2 separate regions of the Homo sapiens genome follow, and region 1 is linked to region 2. The links are chromatin loops, found by intact Hi-C in ENCODE. Cell type or tissue: ovary. All regions are shown on one strand.

What was found. Peaks named below come from ENCODE experiments on the same cell type or tissue, not always from the same donor. Only the 100,000 strongest peaks of a DNase experiment are listed, where the experiment ranks them.
Region 1: it touches region 2 in a loop (2.4-fold over the local background); 13 of 110 quality-filtered maps call a loop at or near these places.

The regions. Positions count from the first base shown.
Region 1 is chr5:179,402,266-179,410,265 of GRCh38, reverse strand. No RefSeq gene overlaps it. Among named protein-coding and RNA genes, the nearest start is that of ADAMTS2, 61 kb to the right of the region's middle. In ovary, no CTCF peak of the experiment used is centred here; DNase peaks (open chromatin) are centred at 255, 3,655, 4,445, 5,765 and 1 weaker place.
Region 2 is chr5:179,163,646-179,171,645 of GRCh38, reverse strand. All of the region lies in intron 5 of ADAMTS2 (ADAM metallopeptidase with thrombospondin type 1 motif 2), which reads left to right. Among named protein-coding and RNA genes, the nearest start is that of ZNF354C, 110 kb to the right of the region's middle. RefSeq lists a silencer at 4,234-4,443 and an enhancer at 4,057-4,558. In ovary, a CTCF peak has its summit at 4,365 (motif pointing left); DNase peaks (open chromatin) are centred at 4,065, 4,375, 5,035, 7,625 and 5 weaker places; H3K4me3 peaks cover 594 bases.

The sequences.
Region 1 (8,000 bases), 240 kb before region 2:
TTGCTCTCTGGTGCCCACGCTATATGTTCTAATCCTTGGGCTGTTGGAGAAAGAAGGTCTGATGCCCAGCACTCAGCCCACATTAGGGCCCAGGAAGCTGGGAAGAGGACTGGAAGGGGACATCCACCCAGGCCTGGCCAGCCAGAACCCAGGGAGAATCAGCAAGGTAGGAAACCATACCTTGGAACCCTGCCTCCACCATCTCTGTGACTTTCCAGGACCTCAGACCCTCCTGGCCTCCACCGAGGGCCAATGTGGAGGAGTCAGCCTCCCACCGGGACACACAGGGCCACTCAGATGGCGCAGATGGAGGGCGTTGAGTGAGGCATGACTCACAGTGCTGCAGGCAGGAGGAGGCAACCCGCAGGCAGGGGGTCGGGGAGTTACCATCAGGGGCTGGAGACAGCAGAGCCGTGGCCACCTTAGGCAGCAGGGCCAAGAAAGGAAGCAGTGTTGACCAAGCATCTTTTTTTTTCTTTTTTTTGAGATGGAGTCTCGCTCTGTCGCCCAGGCTGGAGTGCAATGGCGCGATCTCGGCTCACTGCAAGCTCCGCCTCCTGGGTTCATGCCATTCTCCTGCCTCAGCCTCCCGAATAGCTGGGACTACAGGCACCCGCCACCACGCCCGGCTAATTTTTTGTATTTTTAGTAGAGACGGGGTTTCACCATGTTAGCCAGGATGGTCTCGATCTCCTGACCTCGTGATCTGCCCGCCTCGGCCTCCCAAAGTGCTGGGATTACAGGCATGAGCCACCACGCCCGGCCGGCCAAGCATCTTTTAATGAAATATACTAAACACACTTCCATCAGGTTTGTATAGATGGTCTCTGAGGTGCAGAGCAGAGAAGCAGCCAGCGTGTGTGTGTGTGTGTGTGTGTGTGTGTGTGTGTGTGTGTGTGTCTGGGCAGTGTGGATGGTGTGAATGAGTGGGTGACAGTGTGCCCACCTGGAATACCTTCCCCCACCGCCACTTCTTCCACTTGGCCTTGAAACCTCCCTTTCCCCGTCCCACTCCCACAGCTGAGCGGCCTCCTCCTGCTGTCCCCTTTGTGTGGGATTTCGGGGCAGGCGCCCGATCCCAATTCCACAGTGCCTTCCGTGAACACTGCACACAGCAGCTCATCTGTAAGTATCTGTGGAGTAGATGATTTAATCAATCCATGAATTAGTAATTGCAGCAAAGTGGACAAGGTGTCAGTTGGATATGTAAGGGAGAAAAGGAAAGGAAAAAAGACAAAAGCACATGAGAGAAATACGAAGGCACTGGAGGGCGGGGCGGGTGGAGCGGGAGCAAGGTGTTCCATAGCACTCGGAAGATGCCACGAGGGGCCCCTCACGCAGACGGAGGGGCGGGCGGTTGCAGCTCCCTGTGCTGACAGCCGCACGTCACTCGGCTCGAGTGAGCTGCTCCCTCTGCGTGGAATATCCGATATCCTGCCCCGGTTGACCTTCCGATTTCTCCCTCAAGATCAAGTCAAATGCCTTTCCTCTGTAAAACACTATCCCTGCATGCATCCCTCCCCTCCCACCTGACCCCAGCCACGATAGAATTACCTTTCCCCCTGGCCAAGTGGGAGGAATGTGGCAATTCTTACATCCTTTCAGTAAAGCCTTTACCCTAATCCATCCCAGCTGTCAATGTTTCATCCCATGTCTTCCTCAAGGACAAGGGCATTATCCAATTCTTCTTGTAGATACTCAACAAGTTGGTTGAATCCATTTGAAGTTTGGCTATTTAGTCTCAGGTATTCCAGAAATGTGGCCAGTGAGAGTCGTGCCCCAGGAGTGTAATATATTTGACGTTTACTTTCAAAGGTTTAAGACGTAAGACCTGTAAAGGCAGGGAACTGGCTTAGCACAGCTCAGAGGACTCTGTCCAGCATTAGACCAGGGCGCTTCACAGGAAAGAATTATTGTTCAATAGTGGCAACTTCTCGAACTGTTAAATTGGGCCTGCTGAAAGCCTAAGGCTACTCATGTCAGCTTTACTTTCTTCTTCTTTCATTCCCCTGCTTTAAAAGAGTCATCCATCGTGGTTTAATTCAAGACAGTCTCCAACCTTCAATCAGCGCAGTTCCACCCGTGTTTACTGAGCCTGTGCCCTCATCAGGCCTCTGTGGGGTGCTGGGCTCAGGTGGGGGAGGCAGGGAACTGTGGGATGAGGGCATGTTGGGTGTGCTCAGTGGTGGGTTCAGCCCCACAAAGGCCAGGGGGCTTGGGCCAAGCTTGGGAGGCTGGGGATGGACACTGGCCGAAGGCGGCAGCTCCGGGTATGTGGTGTGCAGTGGAGCTCCGAGCTCTCTGAACTCCAGGCTCCTGCTGGCTGGTTGAGATGGCTGTTCTCTTCTCTCTGCCTTGATGTAAAGTGGGGCTAATAACAGAACCGCCCCATGGGGTTATGGTGAGGCCTTGGCGAGACAGTGAATGTGGTGGAGTGCTTAGCCCAGGCCTGGCCCCAGGCGGGGCTCAGGACACAGGGCTGTGCTTATTATGAAGTGGTCTGGGATGACATCACCGTGGAGGGGGAGCCATGGGTAGCCCATGGGGCAGGACCAGGGCCGAGGCACAGGCTCAGCCTGACTCTCTGACCCTAGAGCTCTGCTCGGTACCATCACCTCCCACTGTCATGCTGCCCTCCCACCCACAAGCCCAGCCCTGCTGCCTGGGCGAGCCTGGGGGTCCAGGCTGCAGCCCCAAGGTGAAGGGCAGTCTGTGGCATGCTCATCCTCTGGGTTCTCTGGTGTTCAGGCTTCAGCAGAGGCTGTGAGGGAATCCAGAAGCCTTCAGGGAGGGTGAGAAAGAGGCCAGGAGCTGGAGGAATTTCCCCAGCCAGGCGCAGTGTCTGCCAGTGGTGTGGCGAGGAGCACAGCCAAGACTTGCCCCAGTGTGGGAGCCATCTGGAGCCCAGGGCTCTGCCTCATTGTTGGCTACATCTGCTTGCAGACACTGCCCATCTCTCCCTTTCCAGGAGTCCATGCAGAGCTTGGACCCAGCCCGGGGCCCCGCCATCATCTGATGCTTCAAGGTCCCCAGATCCCTGAGTGTGGAGCTGTGGCCAGGTGGCCTGGCCGAGACCAAAGCTAGCCTTTGACAGTGCTGCTGCAGTCTGCACGGGGGCTTTAGGGTCCCTGGCCTGCCCGTGATGGGCCTCTGAGAGAAGCTCTCGGTGATGGAGCAGCTTTTACAAATGGAAGCACTAATTAAGACGTTTGAATGTCTTCCATATTCCTAATTCTTTGTTCTTCTCCTTTATGTAATAGAGATGATCCTGCCTAGCTCATTACCAGCTGGTTTAGTAAACATCTAGAGACTACAAGGATATTTTATTTTAATTGCCTGAGCCTCAGGATTATGGAAACAAGATGGTAGGGGGAAGGGCTGAGGAGTGAGACTGGGAAGAAAACGCTTGACCCGAAGTTCTCATCTGGAAGAGTGAGGCCTGGCTGCTTTGGCTGTTGGAGCAGGTTTAGCGCTTTTGACCCAGGCCCAGGAAAGAGTGAGAGGCACCTGGAGGAGCCTGTGCCTCTGCCGGCTGATGAGAGGGCAGGTCCTGGGCCAGTCAATGAAACACATTTCTCCTTCATAAACGTGGCAAACAGCATAAAAATATGTCTTATTTTCTAAGTTGCATGAATCAAAAGCTGGCAAGGGGCCCGAGAGGCAAGAGCTGTTTGCTCTGCAGCAGACGTGTGCATGGTGTCCTGAGGCCTGGCTCCGGGTTCTTCCCATGGGAACACTGCTTCCCAGACCAGGGCTCCAAGCTAGCCTGGGAGGGCGGGGGACAGGTGGAGGGCTGGCCTGAGGGCCGGTGGGAGAAGAGCAGGGTGCAGGAGCTAAGTGGGGGGTTACCAACAGGGAGGAGCTACATGTGAGGGGCCACTGGCAGGCCAGGCACCAGATCAGCTGCAGTGGCCCTGCAGTGAGGCCCGTGAGTATCCCCTGGCCAGCAGAGAAGCTGATTAGCGGTGTCCTCCGGGGCCCAGGACTCGCTGCACAAATGGACCTGAGGGCCCCAGCTTTACCAGCAACAGCTGAGGGTAGCATACAGGGGCCCAGTAAGAAGCTGGAGACTGAAGCTCCCCCGGGGCCTCCTGGTGGGCTGCTCCCAGGCCTGTTGCTGGGGCCGGAGGAACAGCGCCTGCCAACAGCCTGCTCTGCTGACACCTACAGCGGTGTGCTGAGGGACCTGTCCAGCTTCCCCAGGTCCAGCAGCAGCAGCAGGTCCACATCCTGTGGTCTGGCTTTTGGAAGGTTTTGACACCTCTGCAAACAAGCCTGGTGTGTTGTTCTAAAAGTGGGTTCCCCAGGACTGTCACTGCCCCGCGGGGGAGGGGGAACAGCATCTCCTGGAATCGCCATCCTGCCTGCTGCCATCACTCCCTGGGGATACCCTCGGACCTCGTAGCCTTTGCATCCCATCTTGCAGCTGTAGCTGGCAGGGCTGGTGAGGGCTGGTCAGATAGCCTGGGGGGTGGGGGCGAGGCTGGGAGCCAGGGCTGAGGAAGCGGGTCAGAGAGGATGCTACCCACGTGGGAGAGGCCGGATGTACCTCCTCATGGTCATGTCACTGTCCTGAGCCACGCAAATCATGCCCCTGTCCCTGCCCTGCCACAGGTGGCATTCTCTGGGCTTACCTGAAAGAGTCCCTGCCTGACCTTATTAAAACCGGGATCCACCATAAATGCCAGTTCTCCATCCTTGACCCACAGCATGTGCATTTATGGCCGAGAAAAACTCACTAGGGCCAGAGCACTTCCCAGCTAGGGAAGCGCTGGCTCATTAGGGAGGCCGAGCTGGTCCTGGCGGTTCTAGTGAGCTGTGAAAACCACTCGGGAATGGGAGAATTAGCAGAGAAGGTGTCTTCGAATTCCCAGAGGAGCTTCTTCTGTCTAATTTTGGAGTGTGCAGGCCCAGGTGTTTCATGGGAAGGGGCTAACAAACTGGATCTTATGTTTTGAGAATCTAAACAGAGTGTAGGGGATAAATCCCCCACAGAGGAGCTGTCACTGACCTAGGTCTCCCCAGCTTTTGGTTGGGGAAGGTGAGGTGGGCTGGGTGGGGCCAGGCTGGAGTCTGCTAGGTCCTCAGAACATGTGGAACGTGGGTGTGGGCACAGACAGTGGCTGCCAGGAGTCCAGACAGAGCCTGTCTAGGACTCTGGCCTGTTCCCAGGTCAAGGAGGCAGGTCCAGCAGGGAGAGAGGCCCAGATGGAGGGATGGGAGGCCCCTGTCAGTTTATTCTCAGGCACCTACCCCAGTGGCTCAAGTGGGGGAGATGAGCCAGTGACAGGAGGGCCTAGTGCAGCCAGGCCAGGGGCTCCCACAGTGTCAGCAGGGTCTTGTCCTTCGGTCCTTCTCACCCTGCTCCCCACACAAGACCTCAGGAGCTCCAGGCTCCTGCTGGCTCATTCACCCCAGTGGGTTGGGGGACAGAGTCTTTTGCCCAAAACTTCCAGGCAGCGTCCCAGCCCTGATCATTCTCAGAAGGAAGTCAAGGGGCTACAGACACCAGTAGACCTACAGAAAGGGACCCTTGAGCAGAAACACATAACACTCCAGGGCACCTGGTCTCCTCACCAAAGACTCACCACTGGGGGCACCAAGGCAGGCAAGGAGAGAGCCCCAATTCATGCAGGAAGGCAGCCAGTTTCCTCTGCTGGCCCTCCAGGGCAGTGGTGTGTGCCCTTGACCTAGGCCAGCAAGACCAGGTGTCCACGGAACAAGTGGCCTGAAGGCCCTGTGCTCCCCGCTGTGTGTGGCGTGACCAGCAGAGGCCAGCAGGGCTCCAGCTCAGTGGATATGTCTGTGCTGTCATCTCTCAGCTCACAGATCCCAGAGCTTCTCTTTCTGGATCTGTCATTCTCTCTGCGCCCCTGCTCCAGCACTCTGTTGCTTTTCTTTCTACCTGGTTGACTGCCCCTTCTCTGTCTCTCCCTCCTTTATACAATCATTAAACTCAGCCCCTGTCCTCAGCTCTTGTTCCTGCTCACTTTAAACCATCTCCAGGCAAAGCTGTGTGGGCTGATGATTCCCAACTTAGGAACTCCATCCTTGAGCTTGGACAGGCCACTTACCATTCCAGCTACTCTAAAGCTTGAACTCACTCTCCCCCATCCATCTGCTCCTCCTCCAGTCTTCCCCATGGGAGCATATCCTCCCCTCGCTCCATCTCAGGACTGGGAACAAGATCTGCACCAGCCACCCCTGGAGCTGGTGGAGGGCTTTGCACAGGCATGGCCCAAAGCAGACCCACCGTGGGATGGAGCTTTCCAGGGGCTACCCCCTTCTAGCTCCCATTATCAGTCCCACAATCTCCAACAGGCCCAGGGGAGGGAGATTCTGAGGGCCGGCCACTGGAACAGGAAACCTGTGCAAAGAGTTTGGGACTTCTTGATGCCCAAGCAATGAAATGCTGATTTGGAGGCACTGGCTCTTGTCACAGAAGCTGAGAGGTAGGTCAGGAAGTCACCCTAGGTACCTCTCCTTCACTGTCCACACCCAAACAATCCCCAAGTCCTATTTATTTGACCTCCAGAGGAGTCTCAAATCCATGCTTTCTCTTCCTCCCCACTACAACCTCCTGGCCAAGTCATCATTCTCTCCCATCTGGACTCTGAGTTCCCTCACTGTCTCCCCAAGTCTTCTTCAGCCTGTTCTCCACTCAACATCAAGCACAGTCCCTGGCACCTAGTAGGGGCTCAGCTTACACTCATGCCGTGGACGGACGTGGCTGCTTTTACCTTCCAGCAGGCCTTGGTGCAGGAGCTTTGCTTCTCAGGGTGTATGTCATACCCCTGGATGGTGGGGATTGTTGCTGCTATTTTTGGCTTGCTGGGAAGAAAAATAACAACTTGTCCTCATTATTAAAACTGGAGGAGAAATACTACTTCACCAGAGTAGGTAGGAATCACAGTGAGAACACCTGGTGTTTTGGCCACAGGTCCACTTAGTAGATGGTCTCTGGTTGGAATTATCATTGCTCATGTCCTACCCTGTGGGAAAAAAAAAACATTTTATTTTGAAATAATTGTACACTTGTAGGAAGTTGCAAAAATTGTACAGAGTCCCTTGTAAGCTTCCCTCAGCTAATCTTAATGCTGACATCTTATATAACCACAGCACAAGATCAAAACCAGGGAATTGACATTGATATTACAATGCTACTAGACTCTAGACCTTATTCAGTTCTCATTATTGTTGAGATGGTAATCATTCCTCTCTCTCTCTCCGTTTCTATGCAATTTCATCCCGTGTATAAATTTTGATAACCACCACCACAGTCAAGACACAGAACTGTTCATCATCACAAATGCACACCCTTGCACTACCTCTTCGTATTTGGTATTTGCAACCTCCCCCTCCCTGTCCCTGTCTTCTAGCAACTACTAATCTGTTCTCCATCTCTATCATTTTGTCATTATGAGAATGTTGTACAAATGGAATCACACACTGCATCATCTTTCAAGGTTGACTTTTCACTCAGTGTTTGTTCTCTTGAGATCCATGTAACAATAGTTTGTTCCTTTTTACTGCTGAGTAGTGTTCCATTATATGCACGTACCAGAGTTTCTGCAAATATGGTGAATAAAAATTCTATCGATAGTCACGTATAGGTTTTTGCACAAACATCAGTTTTCATTTCTCTGAATAAATGCCCAAGAGTGTGAGGGCTGGGTATTATGATGCGTGCTTAGCTTTGTGAGACACTGACAATTTTACATTCTCACTAGCAATGGATAAGAGAACCACTTTCTGTGGATTCTTGTTAGCATTTTTTTTTAACCATAGTTGTTTTCATAGGTGTGTAGTGATATTTCCTTCTGCTTTTCATTTGCATTTCCCTAATGGTCAATGATGAGGAACATGTTTCTGCGTGCTTTTGTTTTTTTTTTTTTTGAGACAGAGTTTCGCTCTGTCACCCAGGCTGGAGTGCAGTGGTGCCATCTGCAAGCTCCGCCTCCCGGGTTCACGCCATTCTCCTGCCTCAGCCTCCTGAGTAG
Region 2 (8,000 bases):
TGGGGGTAGGGGACGCCAGTGCCCATGGGGTCCGCTCCATCCCGGGGATCTCCTGAGTTGATCAGCTGAGTGTAGACTGCCAGAAGAGCCGGGCCTGCCCGCTGCTGTGCCCTTCTCTGGGGGGTTCTGGGCTGTGAGAGGGGAAGTGAGCCGAGGCTATGAGTCCTCGTTGCTTTAGGTTGGACCTACTGCAAAAGTGCAGGAAATAGTAGAGCAGAGGAGGTGGCACTGCTAGGGGCTGGGCTGAAGGCTTGGGGTAGAGGGCACAGCGGCTAGGAAAATGGGTTCTGGTCATGGGCCCTGGCTGACTTAGCGAATGTGCTGTGGGCCACAGGGCTTGGGAGCAGCGTCTGTGGGACCGGAGGAGCCATCTGCCATCCCCAGGTGGCCAGGGGAGAGGCCATCCTGGGAGCAGCAGTACACAGTGCACCTCAATGCCAAAGACCTGGCTGTTTTCTTTTTCCTATTTCAAACCCATCACAGACCAATACTTCCGTACCATACGTTATAAATGAATTACTGGGAAAAGCAAATGTGACAAAAACCGAGGTATCCAAAAACTCTAGGTCTGGATTTTTATTATTAAATTCTGTGGACATAAACTCAACCCGTCCAATTGCTATAAAAGTTTCTAGTTTCTGTACTTATCTCACTGTGGACTGGAACAGTTTGTGTCCACCAGGCACAGACTTCACTTTGCATAGCACTGGGGGAGGCCCTGTTTTCAGGTCTCTGAGGTGTCTGATGAACGTGGGAGGAGATGTATCCTTGTGCCCCCAAAGCATCCGGCCAGCCCAGAGCCTCTGGCTTCCCGAGCAGCTGCTGTTTAATCCCAGGGAGGTGCATGAACGAGGAGGGGAGAGGAGCCCTGTGTCCAGGCAGTAGCAGCAGACAAGACAGCGACAGAGTGGTGAGCACCGGCAAGGAATACAGCAGGGTGGCAGGCAATAGGGGACCATGGATGGAGCAGCCAGGATGGGGACTTCCCAGCCAAGATCTGGGGGCAAAAGGCCTAGCTCCTGTGTCCAAGGGAACAGACCCCTTTTGCTCACAGAGAAGCACAGCCAGGGATTCTCGATGGGGCTCTGGGGACAAAGTTTGGCACATGGTGGGGATGAATTCTGATGAGCTGCTCTTCAAGGAACCACAGGCTTCCCGTCAAGGAATGAGGCCCCCGTCTCTAGAAGAATTTTAGCATGGCAAAACCAAGGCGATGGCAGTCAGGAGGGGGCTGAGCTGTCCCCCCCACGGTGGGGACAGACTCTGGGGGATGTGAGACCATGACCCAGACTTGGGCAGAAAGTGGCCCAGATACTCGGTTCCTGTTATTCATCCCAAATTGTGACAGAAATAGACCAGCTCCCCACCTGCCGCTCCCCCATTGCCTGTCCCCCAGGCCTCACCAGGCTCCAGTGGGGATAAAATTGGTAGCACTTGTTTGAGTGACATGTTTGTCTTCTAGCTTATGAGAAGCCTCTGAGTTATCTCAAGTTTTTCCTAAAACAACATTTTTCTCCATTTCTTAAAAAAAAGCAGAAGAAAAGAGATGATCTTATTTTATACAATATACCACCAGCCAGGGAGCAGAGCATCGGCAACACTTGAGGTTGCATAGCAACTGGCTTTTCAATTGATTTTTTGAGAAGGTACCAAAGCTACTCAACTGTTCTCATTTTAAATATTTCCTAGGATGATGAAAATCAAAGCAAATGGAAATCAGAGACTTGGGGAGCATCAGAGAAGGACATAAAGTGTCTTGTTATAAAAAACCAGGTCAAGACAAAGTGTGGAATGCTTGCTGGAATTTTTCAGCATTGGAGGTGAAAGGTCTGAGAAATTCTGCATGTGAGTCTCTTAGTGGAAAGCACGAGAAGAGAGGTGCTGGGGGTGGGGGCTTGGTGTGCCCACCCACCCACCTATAGGGTAGAGGATTTAGAGTGGCCCAGCCATGGTGCAGGAAGGCCAGGAAGTGAAGGTCTGGGGAGGATATATCAAGGGCCCTGGGGATCTGGGACAGGGGATGAGGTGGGAAACACACCCCATGCCTCACCCCAGGGACAGCCCCCTGTCCTCCTGAGCATCTGGGTCCCAACCCCCAACCTGATAGGGGTGCAAGGCATGATGGCCCACCCACATCATCCTCCATCCACCTCCTCACCCAGACCTACCTGGGTCCAGAGAACTAGGAGGCACTAAGGCTGGACACTGCCCTTGGGAGGTGCCTTAGTCTGTTTGGGCTGCAATAACAGAAATACCTTAGACTGAGTAATTTATAACCAATGGAATTGTGTTACTCACTGTTCTGGGGGCTGGGAAGTCCAAGAGCAGGACGCCAGCAGAACTGATGTGTCGTAAGGACCCATTCCTCCTAGAGGGCACCTTCTAGCTGTGCCCTCGCATGATGGAAGGGTGAACAGGCTCCCTCAGGCTTCTTTTGTAAGGGTGCTAATCTCATTTATGGAGACTCCACCCTCATGACCTAATGACCTCTCAAAGACCACACTTCCTAATACCATAACATTGGTTCTCAGCTTTCAACCTTTCAAATGTGGGGGACACAACATTCAGATTCTAGCAGGAGGCCCCTCTTCTGCCTCCCCACAGGCCTGCACTGGCTCATGCCTGGGAAGGCTCAAGTTGAGAATCCTGTTCTGGCAGCTTGGCTCTCTCTGGGAATAGCTTCCCAGGCTTTGGGGAAGATGGCTGGAAACAAAATGCTGGAACGATATGGGAGTTCTGGCAGAGAAATGAGGTGCACGCCTCCTGCCCCAGCTCTCGTGGTTCTCTGTCGTGATGAGATTTGATCTGTAAGCCCTGCCTGGAACAAGAGACCTCCAGCCTTGGGGGAGCCCACTTTGCACTCAGCTGGGGGGCACGGTAGAACATGTGCTCACAGAGCAGGGATGGTGGGACCTTGTCCCTGCCATTCATTCTGGCTTTGTCCATACTCGTGGGACCTTTGGTGAGCAATTTAACATCATGGGGCCTTAGTTTCCCCCATAAGAGGAGGTCTGTGAAACCCCAGCACACAACAGGAATGACGACAATCATAAAGGCGTTCGTGCAAGTGACTGTTTGTAGAGCTTCTTCTGGGACAGGCACCGTCTGAAGCCCTTTATGTGACTTTATGCCCTCACCCCCACAGCAACCCTGTGGAGTAGGCGCTGTGATCATCCCCATTTGACAGTGAGGACCCTGGCTCCAGGGGGCGAGCGGCCTGCCCGGGGCCACACGCTGGTGGAGCCACTCTGCTCTGGGAGGAGGGGCTGGACTCTGTGATCCCGGCTGGTCAGGAGCACCAGCTTCAGGCTCCTTGTCCTGGTCCCCTGAGGGTCAGTTGCTCCCAACCAAGAGTGACTTTGCCACCCCTCCCCCCACCCGGGGGACATTTGGCAGTGTCTGGAGAGACTTTTGGTTGTCACGACTAGGGGGAGGGTTCCACTGGGTTCTGGCAAGGAGTGCCCAGGGGTGTGCTCAACATCCTGCCATGAACAGGGTGCCCGCCTCACCCAACAGGAATTATCTGGCCCCAAATATCTGGAGTGCTGAGGTTGAGAAATGTGGTCTGCTCACCAGAACCCAACCTCCCTGCTGTCCTATCCTGCACCTGTTTAGGAGGCTGGTCTGAGGCAGGAGGGCCCCTCTGGGATGGGGACGGTTGAGAAGCTTTGCTGAAGCCGCATCCCCTTGGGGGCATGAGCCAGCCCCAGCGGGTAGGCCAGTCCCCAGGGACTGGTGTTATACTCCATCAGTATCAACAGCACGGCAGAGACAAGGACAAGGGACATTTGTGGGCGCTGACTGCACCCTGCCTGAACTGTCATGGGCGGAAGCCCCCCAGCTCCAAGCTCGGAGCTGCAGTTGTGCCCATTTTGCAGGTGGGGACAAGTAAGGTAACTTGCCCAAGAACAGAGCAGATGAGATATTTCGGCCGGGCCTAGAGCTGCCCAGGTGACCTCACCTGCCACCTGCAGTGGACTTGGTGAGCCTCGGTCGCGTGGCGGCCTGCGGGGCTGGCTGAGTGCGCCTTGCCCAGCAGGCAGAGCCTCCTGGCGGGGCGGGCGCGGTTCCAGCGGAGGCGGCCTCCAGGCTGCTGATCCCCATCCCGGTTTCCTCCCACGTCTCCTTGACTGAAGGAGGGAAGAGCATAGATAATTCAGCTCCTTCCAGAGCAAACAATGGAAATGTCGGAGAGCAACGATTGGAACAGAACTTTTTGCTCAGGTCATAATTGATGTATTTAGGGTGAGGCCCAGAGGCTGTCTTGGGGCCGCTGGGGCCCCGGGAGCCCGGGTGCGGCCGCGGAGTCTGGGCGCCGGGTGCGTCCCCGGCCCGGGCCGCTGTTCTCGCGGCAGCAGCGCCACCTGGTGGCCGCTCGGGCCCGGCCCTTCCTCTGCCCGCCCCGCGCGGGGGGCAGCACCCCGACCTCTTTCCGGCTGTGGGACTCAGGCGAGTCCTTTCAGTTGTCTGAGACGCAGTTCGTCATCCGGAAGGTAGGAAAATGAAGTGGAAGCGAGGTGTCGTGTGCCAAGCCTGAGCCTAGCGGGGCGCTCCTTGCGGACGGTGACTTCCTGCTGGGGTCAGCATCTGCCGGGGCGGCCCTTTGGGCTCACTTCCCCAGGCCTCCCGAGAACGTCCCCGCAGCCGGCGCCTCCCTCCCTGCCCAGCCTGGCTCCTGAGGGTGCTCGTGTTCATTCCTTCATCACTGAGCGCCCAGCAGCCGGGGTCCTCTGGCCGCGTTCGCTGCCTCATCCTGGCATGGAGAGCAGAAGCCGGGATTGCTCCGTGAAGGGAGGAGTGGGGCTACTGAGGGCAGGCGTGGGCCAGGGCTGGGGCACAGACTCGGGCCCAGCAACCACCCGGCCCTCAAGGAGCTTAGGCTTTAGTGACTCAGAGGCCAGCGACAGCAACAGGCACATCCCCAGTAGGTGCCCCATCTGGCAGGTGACCGATCGCACGCAGGAGGAGGGACCCGGCGGGCAGCTCAGAGCCAGGGTCCCGCGGCCAGGATGGGGCTGGGACTTGGAGCTGGACGCAGCCTACTCGTCCACCCAAGGCCCACGGGCCCCCTAAGCTCCTGGCTGTTCCCTGAGGCCCGTGGGGTTACCCAGACCCCTGCAGGCTGGGCCTGAGGTTCAGGGGCCCGCAGTGTTTCCTCACCCTTGCCCTGGCCAAGCCTCCTGACAGCCCTGGGGAGCATTCAGCAAAGTGACCTTCTGACCCAAGGTGAGGGCCATCAAGCTCTTGCCTCCCTAAGGCCCTCAGATCTGCCCTCTCCACCTCATGGTGGGATCCCTGGGTCTTTCAGGCATGTCCTCAGACCCTTTCCAGCCCGGGCCAGGGGAGCCAAACAGGCTGAACCCGGAGGAAACACCATCCTTCTTGGGACCAGGCTCCCGGTGCTGCTGTGGGAGGGCCCCAGGGGCCTGGACGAGTGTCTGCCTCCTGCATCTGGGCAGCTCTGTGAACCAGCATAGCAAGGAGGGTCTCCATGTGGACATAGGTGGGCACTCATGATGGCCAAGGAGGACCCTGCACTCTGGAAGAGCCAGCCTGGTCCAGGGCCCCAGAGCACTCGGGCAGTGGAGCCCAGTTGGGAGCCCATGTCTGCAGTGGTCGATGTCACCTCCAAACAGGGGTGGCAGAGCCCTCCATGAGGGGTGACGACTGTCCTGGGGCCCCTGTAGAGGATCCGATCAGCCTCTTGGAAGCTCATCTGTTCCCGTGCTCTGAGCTAGGGTCAGCCCACTCAGGACTCCTCCTGCATCCTGGGCTGGATGGGCCCCTGGACTTCATCCACAGCCCTACTGCAGGCTTCTCCCGCCTGGCTCTTCTGGGGCCCTAGGCTGGACCTGGGAGTTCTGGGAGCTGCTGCCGCTGTGAAGAGTCTGCCCTCAGAGGCCCTGCCTCACTCAGGAGGTGGACCCTGCAGCTACCATGCAGCCCCAGGGCCTCGAAATGTCCATCCCCGGTCATACAGCACCATCTACCGCCCCCTGCTCTGGAGGCTGGGTGCCCGCGGCTGCCCCTGGGAGGGACTGGCTGCCCTGTAAAGTCCCTGGCTGGTCCTGCAGCCACCCCCTTTGCAGAGCCCAGGGTGCTACGGCTCACTCCTGGTCCCCCCCTCAGCACAGCTAGGAACAGGTGGAGTCACACAGACAGACTTTCCTAGAGGAGCCGTGCAGAGCCGAGCAGGCAGCTGGAAGTCAGGTGCATTCAGGACTGGGAGGGACGTAGATGACCAGGGCGAGCTGGTGAAAGACTCCTCAGTGGAAACAAGCAGTGCAGCCTCCCTCACTTCTGGAGGAGATCCATATATGAGAAATGTGTCTTCTTCTCGCTCAGGGGAAGCACAGTTCCCAGGCTTGATACATAGCAAGGGCACAGGATGGTGGGGGCTGGGGTGCCCCAGGCAGCAGGGACCCATCTGGCCTCCTGCATGCAGGCCAGGTGGCAGAGGAGCAAAGGAGGTCGCATCCCAGCAGGTGGTCCCGCTGGAGCCCAAGTGACCCACAGGGGAGTTCACTGCATGTCAGGACAGTATCCTTGGCTGGAGGTCTCAGCGGAGAGACCTGAGCTTGGCTCTTCCCTTGGGTTCCGACTGCCTCCAGTAGCGAGGGCCTTGCCCTGTCCACGGCCAGCCCAGACTTCCCTCCTGGGCCGCAGACCTGTCCAGCTGCCCCGATGTCTCTGCCTGGACATCAGTTTCTTTCTGTGAGGAGTCCTTAGAGGCATGCAGAACCCAAGGCTGCCTGTAGCTCTCATGGAGTGGGAGGAGTGGGTGGAGGAAAGGGGGCTCTGGGGTGCATGAGCCTGAGTTTGCGGATGGTTGTTTTGGGTGCTGCCACCAGGCAAACCCACTTCAGCCAGTTTTCAGTCCTTTCGAACCTGTGCTCCATGGGCCTAACATGGGTCCCAGCTACGGCTTGGGACTGATCACCCACAAGGGCTGCACCCCCAGAAGTGGGAGAGCTCCCAAAGCAAAACAGCCCAGCTCTTCCCAACGAGCAAGCTGGCCAGGAAAGACATTGCCGTGACCATGTTTCCTGCACTGCGGACCCCACGCTCTTCCTCTGGCACTTGCCGTCCCCTTCCCGCGCCGCCTCTTCTGCCTTGCTACCAATCCCCAAAGCCAGACACTGGTGCCGTCTCTGCCTCATTGCTCCCGCCCTGCAGCCCTGATGCCTCTCAGCTCCTGCCACCAGGTCCTGACCCTCCTGACGTGGCACCAGCCACACCTGCATGCATCTCAGTGCCACACTGTCCCCTTCTATCCCCACTCCTTCCTCACTGACCCAAAGGGCTGTTTTAAGAATGCACACAGACCTTGCCCTGGCCTCTGGGCACAAGGTCAATGTCTGGGCCTCATGGGTACCCCATAGCCCTTGAATGCTCCAGACCCAGCAAGGACAAGATCTCTGCCCCTGGGCTCCTCTGTGCCCGTCAGAGATAGGCTGGGACCTTGGAGATGTTGGGACGTTGGCAGAGAGAGAGAGGAAGCACAAGCAGCTCTGTGGCTTGTCAGTTAAGCTCCCAGTGGCAGGTTGAGTCCTGGGGTGCCCGGACACTGAGGTAACCCTCTCCTCTACTTCTTGGGGTACCCCCTGCTGGGACCCAGGCTCCCAGGGTCTAGCACACTCTCATGTCTCCTGAAGTCCTGCCTCCCAGGGCTCCCCTGGCCCCAGTGCAGCTTCCCCTCCCTGTGCCCATGCACCCCAGCCCTCCCCTCTGCCCCCTCCTCAGGGAGTCTCCTCAGAACCCCAAAGCCAGAAGGGGGTCATAGACCCCTTTAGCTCTGGACCCTGCAGCACAACCTCCTTGGGGTTGGAGAACGAAAGTGGCAGGCTGCCTTCTTGGACTGGGCCGAGAACAAAGCGAGGCAAGAACAAAAACACAAATCAATATTTCAATAAATTGTCTTGCCGCAGCAGCAAGATCACTTTGGCTGCTAAGACGGGCTGGGAACCCAGGCTGAACCACAGAAGCCAGCATCTGGGAGG